Regions from separate parts of the Mus musculus genome. Here all the other regions are linked to region 1. A link is a loop called in an ENCODE intact Hi-C map of the cell type or tissue named here. Cell type or tissue: gastrocnemius. All regions are shown on one strand.

Region 1 (8,000 bases):
TGTGACCAGCTATTAAACAGAAACAGGAAGCTGTTTCCTGAATTATTAAAGTAAGCCACAAGTCCAACACAAGTGACAACAGAGAGGAATGCAGGATATAAGAGCATCGCCGGGATACCTGGAAACCACCTAACCAGAAAGTACAGACTGCAACCGAGGGCACCAAGGCCAGATCCCAAAGGGAAAGACACAAGAAACAGATTATCCGATTTGACTGATCATCTGAGGGATGTACAGCAAGAAAGTGCTTCACTACAAAGCCAAAGCTGCAACATATGTTCATAGTAAATAAGTCGCACACAGTAATAATTCACAAACCATGCTAATATATGTGCAGAGCACTTAATTAATTAAAGACTGTAATGCAGCTAAGTAAGAAAAGGGGGCGGGGATCAGAAAAGACTCGGGCCCTTAAGAAGGGAGAGCTCAAATTACTAAGAGGAAAGACAGGATGTGAGCATACAAGTTTGGATTGTAGAGTTAAGAACCAACGTAATCGAAGCAATCTGAGAATGAGTATTTAGAGTAGACACCCAAACGGGCTGGGGACATAGGACCTTGGCAGAACTTGCTCAGCATGTGTGAGACCCTGGGTTCTAGCCCCCAAAGGAACAACACAACGTGAGAAGCTACACCCAGATAGCTCGGCCAGTACCAGTGCTTGCCACTAAGCCTGAGTTTAATCTCTGGGACCCATGTGGTGGAAAGAGAGAACTCCCTCAAGTTTTCCTCTTACCAGTGCATAGATGTCATTGGAGTGTGCATCCCCACCCTCAAATACACACATATACCCCATACACACACACACACACACACACACACACACACACACACACACACACATTATAGTGGATGTTTATTCCTCCAAGCTTTTGGCACGGTTTCTAAAATATATGTGCATAATTCTTCCGTTCATTGTGATGAGTATATCATTGCCTTAATGCCCCCCTCCAAATCATATACCAGCAAAGGATTTTATTTTCTTTATTCTTGGTTGCACACAAGTGTGTGTGTGTGTGTGTGTGTGTGTGTGTGTGTGTGTGCATGTCTGTGCATGTGTGTTGTCTGAATGTTTATAAATGTGAGTGTCCCAGTGTGTGGCAGTTAAAGGAAGATGTCAGACGTCCTGCTATGTCGGTTTGCTTTATTCCCATAAAAAAGGCTTTACCACAAAGCTGGAGCTCCAAGATCCTCTTGTCCCTGCCTCCTCCACCCGTAGCTCTGGTGTAAGCTGTGGTCCGGGCCCATGTCTAGCTTGGTTTTGGAGACTGAGTTTAAGTTCTCCTGCTTGAGGGACTAGCCTTCTCCACACTGGGATATCCTCCTCTCTCGTTTCCTGGAGCTACTTGTAATCAGCTGGGAGCTCTGCTCCACAGCGACCTCACTGAAGTCAGAAGAGCTGATGGGTGTGCTAGTGAGCTCGACCAGTCCCACGAGCAAGTCCGTCTTTATTGATGTGTGTACTTTGTCGGCCAGAGCTGGCCTTAAGGCTTCAATGACAAAAGGCTATCAGGGCCTTGAAGCAGTGAGTTAAACCTGCAAAGACTGAGCCAGCCGCTACAGCCATGACGACAATTCTTCTCATGGAAGTTGTTTAGTAAAATGATTTATTTCTAACTAAACATTGAACTAAATATGTATATATGTAATGAACACAGATTACTTACATTATAAACATACACGTAAGATATGGCAATAAAATGGTTTTTTCTGAGTAAATGTATAAATTAAAATTTTATTATATACATTGAAATACATTTGGCTTTTTCGTGGCTATTTTATCCATTCCTCCATTCCTTAAAGAAATGGTTATTCAAACAGCTTCTCTTTCCTATGCATTTTGCAGTCCTAGGTGTTCAATATTGAATAAAACACGTAGAACACCCCCCCCCCCAGTTTCTACAAAAGGTAGCTTATCTAGGAAGGTTGTATTTAGCGTAACTTACATAAGGACAGGTAGACTCATAAACGTAATTAAGTAAATGTTTCCAGCGGGCTACGGAGCTATAAATGCCATGGGAAATGTAATGTAAATGGAGAAGAACTAAAAGCTTAGGCTGGCAGATGCTAGGAATTTCCAGAAAGGAAGTCAGGCAGTCTTTGTTGTAAAGAAGGCCCTAGAGGCAAGACTTGAAGATACTCATGGGGGCTTGGGGGTGCACAGACAAGAGAGAGCACACAGAGGGTGGGGAGTGGCTGGAAGATCCTTACTGCTTTCCAGCAATGGCTAGATGGCCAGTGAGGCTGCTGGGAGGGACAAGTAGTGTGGTCAGGGGCTTTGTATAGTTTTCATGAGACACAGTGGCAGATTTGGTCACTAGAGAACACCACTGCCAGCCATTTTGGCGTTGACATACATTTTTAAAAAGTGTAACTTGTTATTTACAGAAAACTGTGTTTAAGAACTAACTACATACTTATAAAAAATTGCATTATCTATTATAAATTTAATTCTTTATTTTGAGATTTATTGCTTTTCTTTTTCTTTTTCAGGTAAGTCTGGATACTTTTTTTCCCCCTTGTGGATTGAAGGTATGGTGTTAATTTGCCCTGAATTTTATTTTCGTTTCTCTTGACACTTCACAAGAAAGTTCACTGTCGTTACTGTAGCTTAGAAGCAATGCTGTTGGTTTCCATTACTTGGTTTGGATGTTTGTAAGTCTCTGCAGTGTCTTGTGCTTGGGTGTATGTTTAAAGGGTTGTATAAACTGTCTGGCCAGGCTGTTGCTTCTGTGTATCTTTGACGGGGGTGGGGGGTGGAAGGGTGATGACCAGGATTCTAATGGAAATCAGATTTAAAGTTAGAAAGGGAAAATGCATTCCCTTCTTGAGAAACATTACGAAAAGCTTGAATAAACTATGCAGTGGTCATTTCAAACGTGATGGGGGAGGGGAATTTCAATAAAGGTACAAGGTACACGAAAGAGCCATGAGAAGACCTGCGATTTGAACCAGATAAGTTGAATAGCCAGTGACGTTCCCACACAGAGCTACCACCTTCTCTTGGTGCCCTCTACCCTTGATATACATAAAATACCAATCGCATAAGAATTGCCTCAAACACAAATTCAGATACACTCTGTATTTGTAATAAGTGGTATATTAGGGTACAGAAATACTGTGTGTATATCTAAACATAAAATAATGCTTTCTTTCTAAGTGTATAAAAATGGAGGTGTTGATCAGTTGTGTTCCGGCTAATCAATAATATATGGATGCTGCAGTTTGCATTTAGAGTGTCCCGAAAGGGCTATTGTAATAAAGACGTGTCTGATCTAGAGAGTAGCAGAGGAACCTTTAAAAGATACATCCCTGTCATACTTCTTTGGGTCACTGGGATGTACCCTTAAAAGGGGTGCTGGAACTTGAGGCCTTTTCTGCCAATGAGTGGTTTGGTTTGCCCACAGTCCCTCTGAAATATGCTGTCTCACCCAAAACAACAGGGCTAACTGGCGTGGTCAAGAATGCCCCCAAACTGTGTGTAACCTTTCTGGCTTGGCTGGTTGTCTCGGGTACAATCCTAAGGACAGGAAGCTGCTACCACAGTGAGTTAGCACAAGGATCTGAAAGTTTGTCTGGCTCTGGTCTTATTGGGTGAAGACCTTTGATCTTATTTTGTTCTTTCTGATATAATCGCAACAAAGTCATCAGGATCAGGTGTATATCATCTCAGTGAGCACATATTACAAGAATTATGACAGCTCGCGTTTCATTAAGGAAGTAAGTGCTTGGTCACCGAACCAAAAGCCAATTGCCTGACTTAGAACTATCTATTTTTACTAGGGTCTCGGGGGTTGATAGAAAGGAATGGCATTTTTTTTTTAATTTCTAAAATGTTAACAGTCTCTAACGTAATACTGAATTCTCTGGCCCAAGCAAGGGTCACCTGATGCAAATCCAGATAGTAAAAGATTTTGCACTGTCAGCCAGTAAGTCAATATTCAACTCTGTCCTGAAGAAAAAATGCAGTTGTCCACATATGACCCTTTAGAGGGCTGTGGCACATGTGCCAATAAGGCTTTGTTCATTAAAAATGAAGGCGGCAGGCGCGGCAAGATTTGCTCAGTGGTAGGTGGTATTGCAACTTGACTGTTCTTGTGAAACGAGGGATTTTTAAATTGCAGAATGAAAAGCAAGGTAGTCCCATCTGAACTCTGAGTTAACCTTCTCCGAAGTGTTTGTGAATTCAAACACTAGAGGGCACAAAAGGATATGTTTAAGTCAAGGACTTCTCTTCAACAGAACGTTACAATTAGGAAAACCTGCCTCAAGTAAAGCCTTGTGCCCCCATGGGCATGATTTTTCTGAAATGCTGACCTGCAGCTCTCTAGTCCTCACAGAGCACAAGAAACGGCAGCGGCTGACTTCTGGGTCTCTTTAATAACAACCTCCTGGCTGGCTTTCTTTCCTTCACTTTTATCGCTCTCAGCCTTTTATAAAATATGGTCCACATAACTACTCATGGTGGGATTTTTTTCATTTTCCTATCGTATAAGAAATCACTGTCTTGTTATTCTCAGTACTGACTAATTATCATGGAGTGAACTCCCTGTAACACACAGCAAGTTATGTCAAATGATCTTACATTTGCAAAATTTTTTAAAGTATGAATCATGCATACAAATGTAGTTTGCTACATTAATTTTTAAGCTAACTCAAGGTATTCTTCTTAGGAAAATAAATAAAAATCATTACATACCTCAGGCTCTAAAATTAAGCCTATTTTTTTATTATTATTTCTGCTTTAAAGGGTTTGAATTTTAGAGATCTTTTGAGACTTTAAAAATATAAGTGTTCAAAGATAACCATCCAAAATTAGTTGTACTATGGATGTCATGGAACATAAATATACCATATGAACTAATGTTTAGATAAATTTTGGTATTGTATCAAGGCATCAACTACTAATTTTATTTTCACATGTTAGATAATATGAGGAAATGCTTCTTGTAAAATAAGAAGTAGAATAGAATCTAAAATTAATCACAGACATTAAAAATCTCAATTAAATATTAAAATTAGATGCATAAACGCATCTGTTTACATACAAAAATGAAAATGAGCCAGATTTCCAATTTAGTTCTAGTAGGGATGATTTTCATTTCTCTTGTTCATCTCATTTTTCTGTAATTTCTAAACATGCTTTCATGAATATTCATCATTCACATTGGGCTAATGTGTGTTGTTCAAACAGGAGCCTGTTTTAGCATCGCAATGTCCGTGGTTTTGGACATGATGCTTAGGTCAGTGCTAGAGACAAGGATCAGGGTATGAGACTGCATTCTGCTTCAGAGACTATTGGAGTGGAATCTTGTAGCCAAGCAGATACATCATGAGAATCAACCTGCTAATCCCAGAGGGGGATGATTTGTCTCAGGTTCTACATTGTGGAAGAGTGACCATACACTGAGAAAGGAGAGTGGCCAGAGATTGGAGAGAGGAGACTGGGAAAGCAAGGCCAGCGAGAAGAGCATATAAAATTAATATCTAGTATACGTTGTCCCTGTGCTCTGTGGAGAGTACTAGAACGTGTCAAAGAGAGATAGTGCTTGCTTAGTTGTGTTCTTGACCTTCCTCTTCCTCTTCTTCCTCCTCCTCCTCTTCCTCCTCCTCCTCCCTCTTCCTCTCCCCCTCCTCCTTCCCCTCCTCCTTTCCTCCCCTCCTCTTTTCTTCCTCCCTCCCTCCTTCTCTCCCTCCCTCCTTTCCTCCTTCCCTCCCTCCTTCTCTCCCTCCCTCCCTTTCCCCATCTTCCTTTCTCTCTCATGCACAATCCCTCTCCCTAATTCTCTCCCTCCTCTCTCCCATTATACATCTCTTTCCCTTTAACACACACCCCATTCTTGTCTTTCCCTACATATGGACATATGTGCATAGAAGCTAAGGACAGGCAACAGGAGAGCCAAGATCTATGCTAAGTTGGACTTCTAGACCCAAAATTCTTAAGAATGTCCTGGCACACAGACAACAAGAAGTCTCAGAAATAACATCGCACAAAGCAAAATTTTAGGACACTTCAGTTCACTGTTTTTATAATTTTTTTAAGTAGAATGAATTATCTTCTCAGTATATAGAAACTTTTCACTTTTAAAACTCATTTTTAGAGCTGTAATATTTTAAAGCTTTTGAATATTTTAAAGATTGAGAAAACTGGACAACTTGATGGACTAGTCAAAAGCTGGAACAGAAACTAACTAGCTTTAGGCGTTTGAATGAGATGTTCCCCATAAATCCCTGGCATTTGAATACTTGGTCCCCAGTTGCAGGCACTGTTGGGAACATGTAGGAGTTGTGGCCTTTCTGGAGAAAGTATATCACTGGGAGTGGACTTTGACTTTTAAAAAAATCTGCATGTCATTCCCAGGTAGGTCTCTGTTTCTTCCTGGTGGTTCCAGATGTGAGCCCTAAGCTCTCAGCACCCCGCCCACACTGTACCTACCATGTTACAGAATGTATCATTCTCTGTAAGCCCCAAATAAACCCTTTCTTCAAGTTGTCTTGGTCCTGGTGTGTTGTCAAAACAATAGAGATGTCACTAATACGCTCACTAACTCCAACAAACAACTGGCGTGGGACCTAAAAATACAGAGCTACAGGCTAATAAGCCTTAGGTCTGTGGCAGCTAGGTGCTTGTTTAGACATTCCAAATGATGTACCGAATTGTCAGAAAGATCTTAGGTCAGGTACGGAGAATGGCACTAGATGGTTACTAGGAAGGCTGAAGGTAGCCCAAGATGATCTGACCCTGGACTTGTCCATTCCAAACCCCCTACAGTCGGTCATTGATGTTTTAATCCACTCATCAACCTTGCCGAAGGTTTAGTGAAGAACATAGCCTCTTTCCAGCAACTTTTGCTCACGTATCTCTAAGTTCTTAAATCCTATACATTTTTTTTACTCCCTTTTAAAAATTTAAATGAATTGACATAAATAAAATGACAGATTTAAATAGTCATTTGGACTTGTTTTTTAAAACAAACAGATAAACAATATGATAAGTGTGTGTCGATACCCTCAAGTGATAAATGCATGATCACATCTATGAATCAGTCTCAGCCAAGTTCAAGTACAAAGAGAGTTGTGAGAACCATAAGGATTTGCTACTGAGCACTGTGTAGGTGGAAAAATGGGTGAGCCAGCTTATCTAAGCTAATTGCCAAAGGAAACGGAGGAGCTTGAGTCTTTTCTGGAACAAAACAGAATTAAATATTTATTACATTAAGGAAGGCAGAGTTTAGAGCAAAATAATGAAATTTCCTGCGACTGTCTTTTTTTTTTCATTCCACATCTTATCCACTTATTCATTTATTTACATTCCAGTCATTGGCACACACACTCCTACTCCTCACAGAGTCCAAGACTGTCTTCTAAGAACGCTGAAAGAATTCATTTCACATGTGTATTTAGCTTTGTTTTACATGGCAGTCCCAGGCTCTCAAGGCCACAGGAAGTTCAGAGTCCAGCAGAAAACTGAGCATAGAATGTTTTCTTTCTGTACACACTCTTTCAGGTAACAGAAGACTGCAATATACCTTACATTACACTAGATAAGAAAGAGTCCTTGCTCATCACCAGAAGCCTTGGGTGTGGTCAATGCTTTCTCACTTCTGCCTCTCACCTGCTCACAGTAGCATTGCCCTGTCTGTCCTTAATTCAGTGCAATAGCTATGCATTCTCAGGCAAGGGGTCTAAGCTTTTCACACCTGCAATGGGTTTACTCACAAACCCAGAGGCACCCTGGAAAGAAAGGTAAACAATCCTAGATCACATCTACAGTTAGAACAAAAAGCTTAGCTGAATAAAATATATGTAATAATATAGCCATCTAAAACCTATGTTGGAAAAGACATCACGCAGTGCTATGTGCTATATTGGAGAATGGTGGTGGGGTGTGAGTCTGACCTCATGCTGTATTCTCTCATGTGTAGCATCCCTCTTGAATCCTTGTCGATCAGCAATTCTCAAGCTGTGAGTCGAGACCCCTTTGGGGGTCAGATATCAGA
Region 2 (8,000 bases), 120 kb after region 1:
ATAATAATGTAATTGCCTCTAGGCGCACACTACATCTGGAGATGAAAGACTGACACATTGTTTCTACCCACTATATTCAGCTACAGCCTGAGCAATTCTGGGGACCTCTATGCCTTCTGTATTTCCTACCAGGGAAGTGTTCTTTCCCCTTGGTGAGTCTCTACCCTTCTGCCAGGATGCTACCACACCAGTATCATGGAGGAGGGTAGATGCCCTCAAAACAGCTGAAGCTGTAAGAACAAACTGGGCCAGCATCTGACACCTCATTGATGGCCAGGGCACACTCCCCTGATCTGTCCCATATGTCCCTTCCTCCCTCATGTCTCCATTTAGATTCTTCACCAAAGTGTTGTGTTTAGACACACAGAGTGACTCACATAGAGACAATGATCTTGGTGGATGATCTCAGTGGAAGATAAAGATTAACAAAACTAAAACATTGGCCGCTGGCTATCCTGGGCATACACTAACTACCAGGCAATGAGATAAATGCTTTCTAACCATATTCTCTTCTAATCCTCATAATGGCCTCAGAACTACCTGTGTTTCTTCATCAGGAAGTGGGACTTTAGCAGGTAAATGATTTAGCTAACTAATAAGGAACAGAACCATGGCTCAAAGTTTAACCCTGTTTTTTCTAACTTAAGCCCTCTTAGAATCCCTTCACCTTAAACGTGGACCACAAAGCCTGTGTTGTGAACACACCCTGATCCTGAGCACACACCTTCAGAAGCAGTATACAGCTGCTTCGTTCTGGCTTTACTTAAGGGTCCTAGGGTTCCCCTGAGCATTCAGCCAGGCCTTTCCCAGGAAGCCTCTAAACAGAATGCTTAGTCCAGGGGACTCATGTTGATAAGGATTCTTAGGAGATTAGCCACTGTAGTCCTTATTGGGTCTCACCTCACAACCCTGCAGTTGGCATTGCGTATACGATCCTAAGGGCTAGAGGAAATGAAATGAAGAATTCACTCAGGAACAAAGCAGGCTCAGGGAGAGACCCACATGATAGTTGAGAATCAAAATATTCCCACCAGAATATCAGCATCTACCTTCAGGGAAAAAAAAATGGTGAGAAACGACCCTTAGCAAACAGTTACAAGGTGAGTAGACAGGAGGCATGGGCAGTTACGGCTTCTGGATCGGAGGTAGATAAGACTCCATTACTATTATCCATTGATTGCACTAAAATGGACCAATGGGGAGATCTGGGCGCAGTCCTGTTGGTTGTCCAGCTTTTCTGATTTCTGTCTGTCTCTTGAGGAAAGAAGGCTCCATAGAAAAAGATTGCCAGCCACACATAGCCTTCGAGATCTCTGAATGCATCAGGCCAACAGGTCCTGACTCTTACTGGTCCCTCCAAGGGACCAATATAGTTGTACCATCACTTTCCTACAACTGTCTGTTGGTGAAAGCCAGCTCTTGTAAGACGTGTGAATGCCTGTGCTGTTGGGGGAGGGAGGGGAGAATACACGGGGCATTATAGTATCTCACTGTTGTCCATGAGCTAATTCCCCTCACAGACTTCCAGACACTCCCTTAATCCCAAGAGAATCCTCCGATCCTGCAAAGAAATCTCCCAAATGGGCTGTCGAAGAATCTGCATTACACCCTGCTGGTGTATTCAAGTTTTTTTTTGAATGAAGGTTTAGCAAATTGCAAAATGTTAAGTTGCAGAATGACCTTTGGCGTGTGCGACCCATGAGTTGCCCAGGATATGGCTTTCAAAGAGTTAACACTGAAAGGTCTGTCCCAGTAAGGATGCTAAGAGCTCTTCTGTTTTCTTACCATCATAGGAGACATTGAAATACAAACATAAGTACAGTGTTAGTTCTCCCAGGCTCTAGAGTCAGACAGTTTGGGTTTAAAACAGATACCTGTGAAGAGTAGCTCCCAACACATTATTTAATGTAGAGGCACTTTTCTAGATCACAGGGTTGCCTTTGGTTAAATAAAAACTAGGGAACTGTGGTGGCCCCTTCCATTAGTGAGGATGTGATATGCAGAAAGCAGAATGTGGGGCACACAAAGCACCCCCCCAAAACTTATCATCATTGTCAATGTCGTTATTATGATCGGATACTTTGCCCCCTCGATTCTTTTGCCACGTTCCCAAGCTTCAGATTATATTGTGTCTTGGGCTTCACCTGACTGGCTGTGAGTCTGGTGGGAATTCAGCAGGCCTCTGTGTGAACCAGAGGATGCTTAGGAAACTCACCACTCCTTGTCTCCTTGACGCACCCCCCATCTCTCTCTCTCTCTCTCTCTCTCTCTCTCTCTCTCTCTCTCTCTCTCTCTGTGTGTGTGTGTGTGTGTGTGTGTTTATTAATACCAAGGACTGTGGATGAAACCATGTTTCAAAACCGAGCAGCTCATCTCAAGTCATTTCTGTTTTCAGCATAAAATAGCTCTCAGTTTAAATGAAGCTAATTTTCAGAAAGCTAAGCCCATAATAGGTAGTCTCACGTTTCCTTGATTTGTAGCCCACAGCGTGAAGCAAGAACTGACTTTTGTTGTTTCTACCGAACAAGACCTCTCTGAAGGTGTGCCCCTCCTTCTCATAGTTGAAGGGTTTAGTTAAGAAGCCTTTTATTTGGGAGGGGCTCCCCCCTCTTCCTTTGGTTCTCGATTTATTTTCTATTTCGTGGCTATTCTACTTTCTCCACAGTCGCAGAAAGAACACCTTTATTTTTACAAATGAAGCCACATGAATGTAATGAGATTTACCACATCTCAGACCTGGGTATTGGTTACTAAATGGCCATGTATCTTTCCACACATCTCTTTATAGCGATCTGACGTGGGCACGCCTTGGCCTGGTTTCTATTCACACTCCCAGCCTACCTGTTGGCTGTACCATACAATGTTGCCACTTTTTTTTTTTTAATGTCCCCATGGCTTTTTAGTGCCAGCCCATGAATGCAGTCTATCTCTGTGTCCTGTTCAAATACATTCACTACAACCCTTTGCCAAGCTTGCTTCTGTTGCTCCCCTTTGAGCATCTTCAGCTATGCCTGGGCTCTCTACTCCTTCCTTGCACTAAGCTTCCTTTATATCTGTTGTCTCTTGGCATATCTGATTTCCCAGTTCATACAGCACTATGCTTTATTGTTTGGGGACTATTCATAACTAGTGCTATTCATTTGGCCTTTGTTCCTTTGTAGATTTTTTACTGCCTCATTGAGAAATGTTATGCTTCATATATCTGTGCCCCCCCCCACACACTATTAATCTAAGAACAAAGAACTATGCAAGCTTGTTCACTAAATTCTTCATTATATAAAACCTTTCTATAATGTTATTCACCACTGTTGATATTTGGTAATACTTTGAGCTAAGTGTTTTCAGTACTCTAGCTTTTGCTTGATGATGAATGTTGGTTAAAGAAGCACTTACTATACTGGAAAGCTGGATGCTGATGGAACCTCAGACTAAATGCCTACCTCCCAAATCACTCTAGTCTGAGAAAACTTGCATTCCCCAAATGTAAAAGGCTTTCCCAGCCTACCACTGATATCAATGGTGCTTTGCTTAGTATAACGGACATTGAGTGATGTACTGTGGAGGATCAGTGATGTCTTCCTGAGTAATTTTAAAGTAAAGGCCCAATAGAATATCAGTTACTGATCTCAGCCTCTCCTCCCCAGCCTGGTCCTAGGGCAAACTCTTCACCATGTGTGCATGGTGTGTGCCTTTAGTCCCAGCTACTCCAGGGACTGAGGCTGGAAGGTCACTTGAACCTTTAAGGTTTTTTATTTGTTTGTTTGTTTTGTTTTTCTTTTTTGTTTTTCAGTTTGGTTTTTCGAGACAGGGTTTCTCTGATTAGCCCTGGCTGTCCTGGAACTCACTTTGTAGACCAGGCTGGCCTTGAACTCAGAAATCCGCCTACCTCTGCCTCCCAAGTGCTGGGATTAAAGGCGTGCGCCACCACCGCCCGGCTTGAACCTCTAAATTACAGACTAGTCTGATCACTCTTTGAAAAAGAAAGAAATGAATTCCGTTTCAAAGTAAAGCTCATGCAAATGTTTCACAGATTGGTATAGTTTTAATAATTATTTATAGCAGTTTAATAGTTTTTTGTGGCATTATCTTAGGTAATATTTAAGAGGTTTGCATGAGTCTTTAATAGGTAATTTAGACCTTCCTATTACTTTATAATAGGTTCTCTATATTTAAGAGCATTCTCTCCATCTAGTGGACAAAGTGTTGTATTACATCTGCAAACAAATGGCAAAGTCCAGGTATAATTTACTCACTTAGTAAATGTTTTGATTTCCATGGTAGCATTATTATCAAAATATTTTAAGATATTTAGTAATATGATTTTTCAAAAATCTACAATAGGGCGTCTATATACGTTTAGATTTTCTTAATGGAATTGAAAAAAAAGAACATTGTATTTAAAAACATAAATTAATGATTGGGGGAGGGGGGAGAATGATTCAGTTGGCATTGATCCAGTTAAACTGAGAAAAAGCGAACCCCGAAGCCCATCCTTCCATCTTCTTTATTGTTCCTAGGATATGGAGACAGAAGCCTCCTTCTGCTCCACTTAACCCTAACATCATCCTGCTAATAATAAGAGGAAGCTTGCACAGATGCTTCGAATAAGAGGAAGCAGGCACAGATGTTTTGTAGAGCATTTCCATCCTTAGATCCTCCGTGACTCTCTCCTTAAAGGGAAATATATTCTCATCCCTCACTACTCTTCTGAGCAGGGTCTTCCCAATGCGTATTGAGTAATGCTAAAAGCTCACTTTACTTACTACTCCTCTACGGAACATCACAGGTTAGCCCGGACTGAATTAATACTATTGCTTTTATGGTTTTTAATCACAGTATACTCATAGTAAGTGTTTGAAAAATGTGTGTTTTATAAATAGCACCCAAAAAGAGCTTTCCTAATTCCCCTGATAACACTCTTTACTACCTACACCCCTGCCTTCCCTGGCTGTCCTGAGGATAGCCAGTGTGCTGAAGAGCATGTCACACCTACCTGGATGAGCCCAAGCCCTCTTGTTTGGTCCACAGCTACTGACTCATTCGTGCCTCGTGGAATCATGTATTCTGTCAGGGAGGACTTCAGGAACAATACACAATAAAGCCTTAGCTCACTGACTTCTGTCAATCAGCTTTTCCAGAACCTACCGTCTTTGTCTATAAAGTGAAGGTTTAATTAGATAATCCTCCAGTGTCTTGGCAGGACCAAATAAATATATTTATAAGATGACACAATTCTAACAAAATTATTAAAAGGTTGGAGACATGGTTCAATTGATAAAATCCTTCACACACACACACACACACACACACACACACACATCCATACACCACACACATCACCACATACACACAAAGAAAATTTGAAGTTGGAAAACAGTTTTCTGATTACCTAAGCTACACTATACCATCTCCTGTTTTTTGTTTATTTGTTTGTTTGTTTGGTTGGTTGGTTTTGTCTTTTCTTTCCTGCTTAAAGGTTTGATTCGGGTGATGCATAGATGATCAATGATTCAGTGTTCCCTACCTCCCCAGCTTAGCTTACTTAGAACACTTGATAGGTGACACTGCGTATGAATAAATCTAGGAAAGAAAATTAGAAAATGTTTTAACCTAATGGGCCATAAAGTGTGTGTGTGTGTGTATGTTTGAAGAAGTGGTTGCACATGCACATGGGCATGCTAAAAATAAACCCCAGGGCATTGTGTATGTAGGGCAGCACTGTACAATTGAGCTGCATGTTCAGTTCTGGATAAAGATTCTAATGGGGCCATGTTGATAACAGTTTAATTTGAATTCATTTGTGCATTCAATAATTTCCTTTAGCTACACACCCCCTGGCCTATCCCAGGCTGTCACTCTCTTTTCTCAAGAATAGATGAGACTTGAGTTTGATGTTGATTGATGTCTCACTAGAAAAGTTTTTTTTTCTTTTTCTTTTTTTTTTTTTTGAGAAAGTCTCTGTGGGTTCTAATGACTATTCTACTGAAAACTGCATATATGGCTATTTTTTGTCCTCCAACTCTAAATTCTGTACTGAACTCAATGCATTTCATTTCTTCTATGTTCATTTACCTCACTTAGTACAGGGGTTTGCTGTTCTGGGTTATGGTGCTGGAGGTTGAACACAGAGCCTATTGTGTGTCAGTCATTTGACTCTACCATTTATCTATGCTTCTAGCCCCAGTAAAAGACAGAGACATCACATATACCTACACCTACACCTACACCTACACCTACACCTACACCTACACCTACACCTACACCTACACATGCATGTACACATACAGGATATGTCCTTTGGGAATTGGGTAGAACATGTTTTGGTCATATTCACCCTCTCTCCTCCAAGTCTTCTCATATTCATCCCTTTTTGCTTTCACACCCACCTTTACATCTCTCTGAATCCAGGTCAATATGTTCTACCCAAGTATTTTAGGATAACGTGGCTTTCCACGGAAGCATTGTACGTTTATTAGGGGCTGCACTCTTGGAGACAACTGATCCTCCCTCTCTCAACAGCCACTCACAATTACTGTTCCTCAGCTAAGAGGGACACTTTGTCCACTCCCAACTCCATTCAGGGCTTTGGTCTGTTTTAGATTTGCACAAGTGTTGTGCATGCTGTCACCACATCTGTGAATTCATATTGCAGCTACCCTGTTGTATCCAGAAGATATTTTGTTGTACTCATCTACTATTGATGGCTCTAATAGTCTTTCCTCCTATTCCCTTCTACAGTTGTTCTTGAGCCTTTGGAAGAGGGATACAGGACATATGCTCCACTTAGAGTTGGGAATGCTGGAGTCTCATACTGTCTCTCCCTAGGCCAGTTGTGCATTTCAGGGTCATTCACCATCTATTGCAAATAGTCACCGACCCTAAGATGAAGGATGAGAGATGCACTAATCTATCGGTATAATGATACATCATTAGGAGTCAATACCTTATTCATTTAGCATCATAATATTAATAGGTTCCTGACCCATCCAATAAAGGCTTTTGAAAGAACACATAAAGTGATGAGATATCTCACAGTCCATTTTGTGAAAGATCAAAATCTAGACAGTAAGACCATGTAGTAAGTGTTTTCAATTAACTGTCAGTCTCGACCATAAGGAACAAACAGGGCAGTGTCATTGGGAGCATGAAGGATACTTCCCAAGACTGAGATTTCTTGCAAAACTTCTAGATAGAAGCTAAGTTCTGAAGAATGAATGTCGGTTTTCTTAGCAAAGGAGAGATAGATAATCAAGAGAACAACTCAGGAAGCAAGTAGCCAGAGAGGATTGGTAGTTCAATGTGAGCCGACTGTAAAGTGCCGGATGGTCCAAGTTGTACCTTGGGACAAGAAGGTGTTTTCTTGCAATTGAGAAATGATCAAGACCTACAGTCTAGCTAAGACGTTTTTATTTTATTCTGAAGCAAAGATGAAGGGTTTCTACTGATGGATGTGTAGTCAGTATTATTTGCATTCTAAGATCTTTAGATATTTGTGCTCGATAAAGACTGGAAAATGGATTCAAGAAACTACTGTAAAGGCCATTATGTGTTCACAGCAAAAGATGGAGAAAGAAGTGATGGAATAGGAATAGTGTGAAAAGGAAAAGAAGCCCATTTTCAGGTGGATCATGACATCAGACAGTGGCAGTTGTTCAACAGAACTCAAATATTTACCGAATTACTATAAATTTGCTCTTTTTCTAAACAGGAATTCTGTGCTCAGAGCTACTTTGCAGAATGATCTATTTTTTTTTAAATGAAGTTAGATTTTGAAAAACTTATGCCTTTTAAGTTGTCAAAAGCCAAGGAATATAAGAATGTGAACACAATGTTATGTTTACAGTTATGGGTTTGTTTGTCTGTCTTCTGTCTGTCTGTTTGCTTTCAGTGCTGGTGCTCAAACTCAGGGTGTTACACTATGCAACCATGATACCACTACATCTCTAGTTCAACGTTGTAATTTTTACTAGCAAGAATCAGATGTAATATCTTCCCTTCAT
Region 3 (8,000 bases), 140 kb after region 1:
AGAAAAGCCAAGAGTCTGGTAGTTGTTCAGTTCAGGGAACTGGATGTCTGAGGAATCCCAATCTGATGCCATTGACCCTGGGAAGTCCTAATGAGCTGCTGGTCTTCAGAAGTCTATGTTAGAATCCAGAAGAGGTTCCTAATACCTGGGAAAGAATGAATGTCTCAGCAGCAGGGGAGATGAACACTGCAACAAGAATGTTAAAAAAAAAAAACCAACCAAACAAACAAAACAAAAAACAAAAACAAACAAAAAACCCTCTCACAGGTTTACAGTGTTTCATTCCACCTCAAATGATCCAATCAAGAAAACCTTTCACATGGGTTGAGCTGCTTCTGTTTTTAGTTGATTCCAGATATAGTGAACTTGAGGACAGATTAGCATCACATATACTCCTAAATTTTTTAAACTCATCTGATTTGTCAATTGAGAGCCATCTTTCATCAACTTAAGTAGGAAGTTATCAAAGCCAAACCACCCTTCCCCATTCCAGACCTCTCCCAGCTGAGGATGTTAGGTTAATGGGACCAGGGGCAGTGATGCCCAGAGGGAAATCACACAGGTGGGAGGAATGCTTTTACTCCTCAAGGAAACCAAAATATTTGTCAGTCACCTCTAACACTAGCAGCTTTATATTTTTTCTGCTTTCATCTTTAGATCATAGCAGCCCTTCAAGTCATCATGTCTTTATAAAACTGGGTTTTCAGCGATTGATGGATAAAAAGCAATTGCTAAAGAAAAGTCTCCTTTCGCAGTAGGAAGCTGTACAGTGCTAAACGGGTCCTGAGTTGTTAGGGGGAACCTTATGAAATTGTTTGGACCTAACTACTTATTCATTGGAACTATCGGCGATTTCTTTGGGCAAAGGGAGTCTCGTAAATAAAATTGAGACATCAGAAGCACCATGAACTGAGCTTGAAAAGCTCTATGTAAATGTATTTATTTTATTTATATCCTGAAGATTGAAGCAAGACCAGCCATGTGAGACGCAGCTTACTGGGTGGGGGAGGGGAGCCGTGACATCAGGTTCACCTGAGGACACCTGGTTTCCCAGATCCTTTATTGTCATCCAAAGTCACACAGTCTCAGGTACAGTCTAGGTGGCCCACTCTTCTGCTTCTGTAGCTGACCACTGGTATTATTGTCACTGTGCAATGTTAGTGCAGAGTGACACAGATCTTTATGATTTCTAGAAGCCTGGTGGCAAAGTATGCAAAGGACACTGGCTACCAAGCTAACATTTTTCATACTTTATTTCTTTCTATCTTGTTAAGTCTTTTTTTTTCCTACTTTTTTTTTTCAATAACGGAGCTATTTTATTACAGACTCATAAAAATGAGTAATGTCAAAATGCAAACTAAGCTTGATCTTTTAGTCTCCAAACTACGCAATTTAATATATTAGCTAACATATATTTTATATTTTTAATTTAATTACAAACCCAATGTTTTAATTGCCTTTAACATGGTCAAAATAAACGTCCAGGTGAAGGCATTAATACTGTGAGCTGTTGTCACGATGGCTGGTTTTATTGCAATGCACTGCAAGCTTTCAAATTAACAAAGTGTTTGAGGCATGTGTTCTACTATCCCAGCTTCCACTGACAAAGTAAAAGCATTTCCCAAAACCTTAGAAGATATAAGAAGAGAAACATTTGTCTTAAATCAGAGAGAAAAGTGCAGTTGGACAAACTATCTTACGAATGTCTTATTTCTATGTGTTTCTAACCCATCTCCAGGGGAATTTGTTTTAACATTTAACATACAAGTTTCTTTCTCTCCCCCCACCTTATCTATTGATTGATTGACTGATCTGTGTAATACATGCTGGCCTTGAATTCACAGCCATCATCCTGACTTAGCCTTCCCAGTTCTGGGATTATAGCCATGCCAGATTACAAATGTCTTTATTTTGCAGGTTTGTATGAATGTGTGAGCTTATGTGTGAGTGTGATATATATGCACATATATGTACAGGTCCTATGTGCATGGGCAGAGACCAGACAACATCTGGTCCATCACTCTCTGTATTATTTCCTTAGAGAGTGTCTTTCCCTGCATTGAAAGCTAGACTGTTGGTTAGCAACCTTAATGATCCCTGTCCCCCATTCCCCACATTGCTGGGTTTGCAGGCAGGCAATTAGCTGTACCTAGCTGTATTTAAATGTGGGTGTTGCGATCCATGTGCAGGTCCTCAGTTTTGCACAGAAAGTGGTTGTACCCACTGAACCAACTCTCTCTCTTTTTTAATCTTCATACATATTATTTTCCATAAATCTTGTAGTGGTGAAAAAATAACTGAGAAAAAACAGTCACCTAAGATTTCCTAGGTTGTGGAAATCTAAAGGAAACTGTGTAGTAATAAACTATTTTTATACGTAAAATAAAATAAAAGCCATATGACACTGGGCATTAAGTAAGTCTTTGAAAAAAAGTAAGCACTTGATTGAATAATAATCCTACCACTTCACTGTTTATGAAATGTAACACCTACTTTTTTATAAATGTGGAGTAAAAGCTGTTTAATAATGAAAATTATTATCTGACACTCCTATAAGCCATCAGATTCCTGCTAGAAAGGCAGCTAGGATTGTCTTGGTTAAGGAAGAGCTGGGTCATTTACCAGCGTCCTCTTAAAGGAACGGGATCTCTGAGAGCAATATGTGAATTATCACCTAACTAATGACAGGACAACATATACACCATCTTCAAGGGGAAAAGCCATCCCATTAGTCTGGATGGGGCTTCCATTTATCTCAGCCCCAAAGAGAAGAACTAGAGCCAAAACAATGGCCTCTCCCTGGCCCCTTCAACTTGCAAAGAACATATGGTTTGAACAAGCTGTGGACCTGGCGCTGGTGGCACTCACTTTGTTCTCCAAGCCTTACTCACTCTCCTCTAGGCATTGAAGAGGACAGAGATTTGAACCCTGCTCCGGTGTATCACAGGATGGAAACCTTCTGAACGTTACAGTTTGGTGACCCATGGTTAGAAAGAGGTAGATGGTGGCAGGTTTGGAGAAGGCGAGGAGTTGGTTTTTCTAGGAGCCCCCTGGTGGGTGCTTCTCAGCACATTCTGAGGGAAGGACCGTAAAACTGGCCGGTGTGCTTGACTGAGGCTTACTCTGTTAACTGGCTGAGCAGGAGGAATAGCAGCTATGCCATTTAGGGTGTCATTTTGAAGGCAACACAGATCCATGAAAACAAGACAGAAAAAAAAAATCACTTTTGCCTTTATTATTTTTTAAATCCTAGCCAGGAAAGGAGAGAGGTAGCCGATATTGAGACACCAGCATAAATGCCTTCTCTGTTACATATCAGTCACTTGAAATATGTATTTTGCTTGTCGGTCTTGGCTCCTTTGCAAGCCATTCTCAGTCTCTCCCCATATCATCCTCTGAGCCGTATAAGGAGACACAGCTGCAGATAGAACAGTAGTTCTGTAGTATGTTCCTGGAGGTAAGCTTTACCAGGGGGTGCCACTGAATCGTTCTAGCTCCCTGCAGTAGGAAACATGGAGATACTCTATCATAGATATGCAGGGAACAAAGGCCTCATTGCAAGTATAATTTTGCTTCAGAAAATCCAAGTCAAAGGAGCAGGCCCTAAGCTTTGCTTGCAGACTTCTGGTGTGTTGAACGCTTCGGTTTGGGCTTGGTAAAAAGGCTTCTTCGTTGATTGGTATTCCCTACTAGATTGTCTCTCAGACCCTGCATCAGCTTTCCCCTAATCACTGTGAGACTAGTGGGGTTTTTCCCAACCTTGGGTCCAAAAGGAGGTTTCTGTCTCCAAAAATACTGTAAAGGCAGGGCTAAACACACATCAGTCGTCGCAGCAACCCTCTCCTTCGAAGCCAAGTCTAGAAAGTAGAAACAGAGGCATAACAAGTCAACCAACCTTCTGCGAATACAAGAGGGAAATGCAAATGCAGGGTATCATGTGGACCAAGTCCTTCTCAGTCCACCTGTGAGCCACCATGCGTGAGCCAGGAAGAGCAAGACTGCACACACAGCTTGTTCCTGCATGGTACTTGCAGGCTTTCAGGATGCCTTGTGTTTCATTTGCCTGTGGATAGTGGATACCATAGTCAACCCCCCCCCCCCCCGCCACTCCCTCCCCAGGAGATTGGGGGGGGAGTATTTCTATTGGGCAGCATTATTCTGGAGACTCTGGTATTTACTTCTGAGGAGCTTATGATAGTCCAAATTCATTCGAGCAAGCAGGAAACAATATGGTCAAAACAACACAGTGGATTCTTTTGCTTGCTTGTTTGCTTGCTTGCTTTTTAAGCCTAGGTCCCTGTTTAGCTACATAGCACATCTCCATGCCTTGGGATTTCAAGGCCCATTACAATGTCAAGAAAGCACCATAGAGACCAACGTAGGTCTCTGAGTGCTTATTTTGCCATGGAAATGACAATAACAAAGCAATTCTGACTAAAATATATAGTCAGCTTAATTTTTAATGATATGAGAGTCTCTCTCTCTCTCTCTCTCTCTCTCTCTCTCTCTCTCTCTCTTTTACAACACACACACAAAAAACATAATGTCAGGAAAAGGATAAGCTAACCAAAGGAGTATGAAACTTTCCAACACTTCTCCACAGTCTAGATTTACTGTTACTTTGACCGGGACCAGTGTACCCACTCTGCCTGACAAACTCTAGGTTTCAGGCTAGCTTCAGGAAACTAATGATCTCTGCCATTTGCCAAGGGTACAACTGGCTCTGAACCCAGGTTCTCAGATCCTGGTTCCTTGTCTTGGAGTGGGAATGTGAGAGTATCCATTCATGCAGAGTCTGGAGAATTAGATCCTGTCTGTCCTTCACTCTGGGCACATAGCAGACTTAGGGGGAAAAAAAAAAGCCTTCTCTATTTTCTTAAGCCTTTTCTTCGAACTTAACTGGCCCCATTCCACCGCAGGCAGACCTTTAAGGAGATTGCCCTCCCTAGCCGTAAATCTCCCACACAGACGAGCTTTCTGGAGAAAACCCAAGAGAACAGGGCCAATGACGTTAAGAGTAAACGGAAGACCTGTCAAATAACGTACACTATGAAAGAAGAGCCTGTTCCTAGAACACAGAGTGAGGGCACTTGTGTAGCCTCTTTCCCTCTGGGTACTCAGCCCTTTGCCTCCTGTCAGGAACTTCAAACTCAGCCTAGGACTCACAGTCCCCTGTGGCCAACTGTGACATCAGCATCCCTGGATAATTTTCTCTGATGCATCAGTCTTTATTAAGCAAAATAGTACGATGTGCTTTGTGCTCCTGTCTACAAACATTTACTAAGTTCCTTTGAAGCTTGAAACTTCTGTCTGCAAATGTGAGAGTGGATTATGTTTGCACTGACATAGAGCTTATTCAGTATCATGTATTTTTCCTTCATGAAACCAAAATTTCTATCTTTACAGCACACATTCGATGTTAGACCACAGAGTGTTTGCTTATACTGTGTAATAAATTCTCAGTTTTATGCCTTATCATCAATGCAGATTTTTTTAAATGATTTATTTAATGTGAGTATGCTGTTGATGTCTTCACACACACCAGAGGAGGGCAGCAGACCCTGAAACAGATGGTTGTGAGCCACCATGTGGTTGCTGGGAATTGAACTCAGGACCTCTGGAAGAGCAGTCAGTGCTCTTAACCACTGAGCCATCTCTCTAGCCTTCAATGCACATTCTTAATGAAGATCTGAACATACGTGAAGCAAAAACAAAGGATTTATGCTTTGGTAATTTATGTGCTTACTTATTGATTTTTGAGGTATGTGTGTGTATGTGTGTGTGTGCGCTCCCGCACATGCGTGCAAGTATGTATGCATGCATGTATGTATGTTCACGTGAGTGCAGGTACATGTATGTGGACATGAAGGACACACATGTGGAGACCCGAGAACAACCTTAGCTATTCTTCCTTAGGCATCATACACATTTTGTTTCAAGACAGGGCTCTTCACAGGTCTGGAGCTCACCAAATACAGTAGGGTGGGTGGCCTCACAGGGAGCTCTAGGGGTCCATCTTCTCCAACGCTGTGATTACAAGAATGAACCCCCATGCCTGGATTTTTTTTTTATGTGGATTCTAGGAGTCAAATTGAAGCCCTCAGCTTTGTGAAGCAAGCTTTGCTGGTTGATCCATCTCCCTAGCTTTGCTTCTTGTTTCTGAAACTGGGTCTCATGTCATCCAGGCTGGCTTTGAGTACTGTATAGTGAACTCCTGATCCCCCTGCCTCCACTTTCCAAGTGCTAGGCTTGTGCCACTGTACCTGGTCTTAAGGATTGATTTGGTTGGGTTGATTCAAAGATCAGGCTCTTCATTCATTCTTAAATGTATTTAAGCAACCAGAAAACAGCACTGACTCCACAGTGTAGCTCCCATTTCGTGAAAATATCATTCAACTGATAATCAGACATTAATACAGAATGATAAAATAAAATTAAACAACAAAATATAAACAACTAAGCTTCATCCCAGCTGTGACTCCCAACCAGCTCAGCCATCCTGATGCCTTCACACCACACAACCTTAAACTAAATAACAGAGAAAGGAGAGACATTGTCTGTGTTTAAGATATACAATAATAGTTTTAATATGAATCTAAACATTGGATTGAGTTTGTTAATGTACCTATCACGTTATCTAGTTACTGCTTTTGTGATGAGGAAATCTAAAATTGTGCATATTGCTTGTCATAGTCAGCAATGTGTGCTATAAATTTCATGAACTTATTTCCCATAAGGCTTTTTAAGCCCAATCCTATTTCCTGGCCCCTGTAACTAACACTTCAGACTCTCTTCCTGTAAGTTCATGGTTTTGTTTTGTTTTGTTTTGTTTTGTTTTGTTTTGTTTTGTTTTAGGGTCCACGTGCATGTGATGTCATACACTGTTTGTCTGCCTTGTTACACTAAGCATAGCCTACCTCAGGTTCATACCTCTTACAACAAATGATTCTCTCTTTAAAACCTAAGTAGTATCCTATGAGGTAGGCATATTTCCACCTATTGATAGACACTTAAGATGAGTGAGTCTGTGTGGGGACTATTGTGGATATCTCTGTGACATGCTGTTTCCATTGCTTGTTGTCCACACACCCGGAAGTGGATGATGAATGCCATCCTCTTGTGCCTTGTTTGTAAGCACTTTAGTTAACTATAGCTCAGAATTCTATTTCTAGATCAAAAAGTACACAAATGCTCTTTTACTCCTTTCTCTGTTATTTAGTTTAAGGTTGTGTGGTGTGAAGGCATCAGGATGGCTGAGCTGCTTTGGAGTCACAGCTGGGATGAAGCTTAGTTGTTTGTATTTTGTTGTTTAATTTTATTTTATTATTATGTATTAATGTCTGACTATCAGTTGAATGATATTTTCGTGAACTGAGAGCTACACTGTGGAGTCAGTGCTGCTTTCTGGTGGGCTTTTGGCATCTCTCAGTGCATGGTAGAGGGGGAATCACGTCTGTGATTCATAGGGCTTGAATTGGAATCCTCTTCAAATTTCTTTATAAACACAGGGTTTGTGTTTCTTGTGACTCCCTTTCCTGAATCAAAATAGATATTAACTAGGAGATACTCGCTCTAAAATTCTTTGCACAGTGAGTCATTTAATAAATATTAACTATTGCTACATATTGGTGATGACTATTTACAATTATTATCATAATTTAATCTTATATTCTATTGATAAAAGTATTCTAGTGGCATTTGTGGGCATTTATTTATTTGTGCATGTGTACGAGTGTGTGTGTGTGTGTGTGGTGTATGGTGTATGTACATAATTGGTACTATAGATTGAGCACAGAACTTCATGTAAGCTGTTGAATATATTTCAGACCTTTAAATACATTTGTTTTGGGGCAGGATCTTGCTAAGTTACCCAGGCTGTCCTTGAAACTCACTCTGTAGTTGCAAGCAGGCACTGAGTCTTGGTTCCTTCTGCCTCAGCTTCCTGAGTAGCAGGGGTTGTACATGCATACTATCAGGTTTGAACTCTTACTTTAAGGAAT

The links. Peaks named below come from ENCODE experiments on the same cell type or tissue, not always from the same donor. Only the 100,000 strongest peaks of a DNase experiment are listed, where the experiment ranks them.
Region 2: it touches region 1 in a loop (6-fold over the local background); 31 of 42 quality-filtered maps call a loop at or near these places.
Region 3: a loop joins it to region 1, with 4 times the contacts of the local background. A loop is called at or near these places in 13 of 42 quality-filtered maps.

The regions. Positions count from the first base shown.
Region 1 is chr13:109,611,926-109,619,925 of GRCm38, forward strand. All of the region lies in intron 3 of Pde4d (phosphodiesterase 4D, cAMP specific), which reads left to right. Among named protein-coding and RNA genes, the nearest start is that of Gm32703, 170 kb to the left of the region's middle. In gastrocnemius, a CTCF peak has its summit at 4,187 (motif pointing right); a DNase peak (open chromatin) is centred at 4,277; H3K27ac peaks cover 1,041 bases.
Region 2 is chr13:109,732,305-109,740,304 of GRCm38, forward strand. The region is part of intron 3 of Pde4d (phosphodiesterase 4D, cAMP specific); the gene reads left to right. Among named protein-coding and RNA genes, the nearest start is that of Mir1904, 170 kb to the right of the region's middle. In gastrocnemius, a CTCF peak has its summit at 4,196 (motif pointing left); no DNase peak of the experiment used is centred here; H3K27ac peaks cover 594 bases.
Region 3 is chr13:109,747,622-109,755,621 of GRCm38, forward strand. All of the region lies in intron 4 of Pde4d (phosphodiesterase 4D, cAMP specific), which reads left to right. Among named protein-coding and RNA genes, the nearest start is that of Mir1904, 150 kb to the right of the region's middle. In gastrocnemius, no CTCF peak of the experiment used is centred here; no DNase peak of the experiment used is centred here; H3K27ac peaks cover 5,411 bases.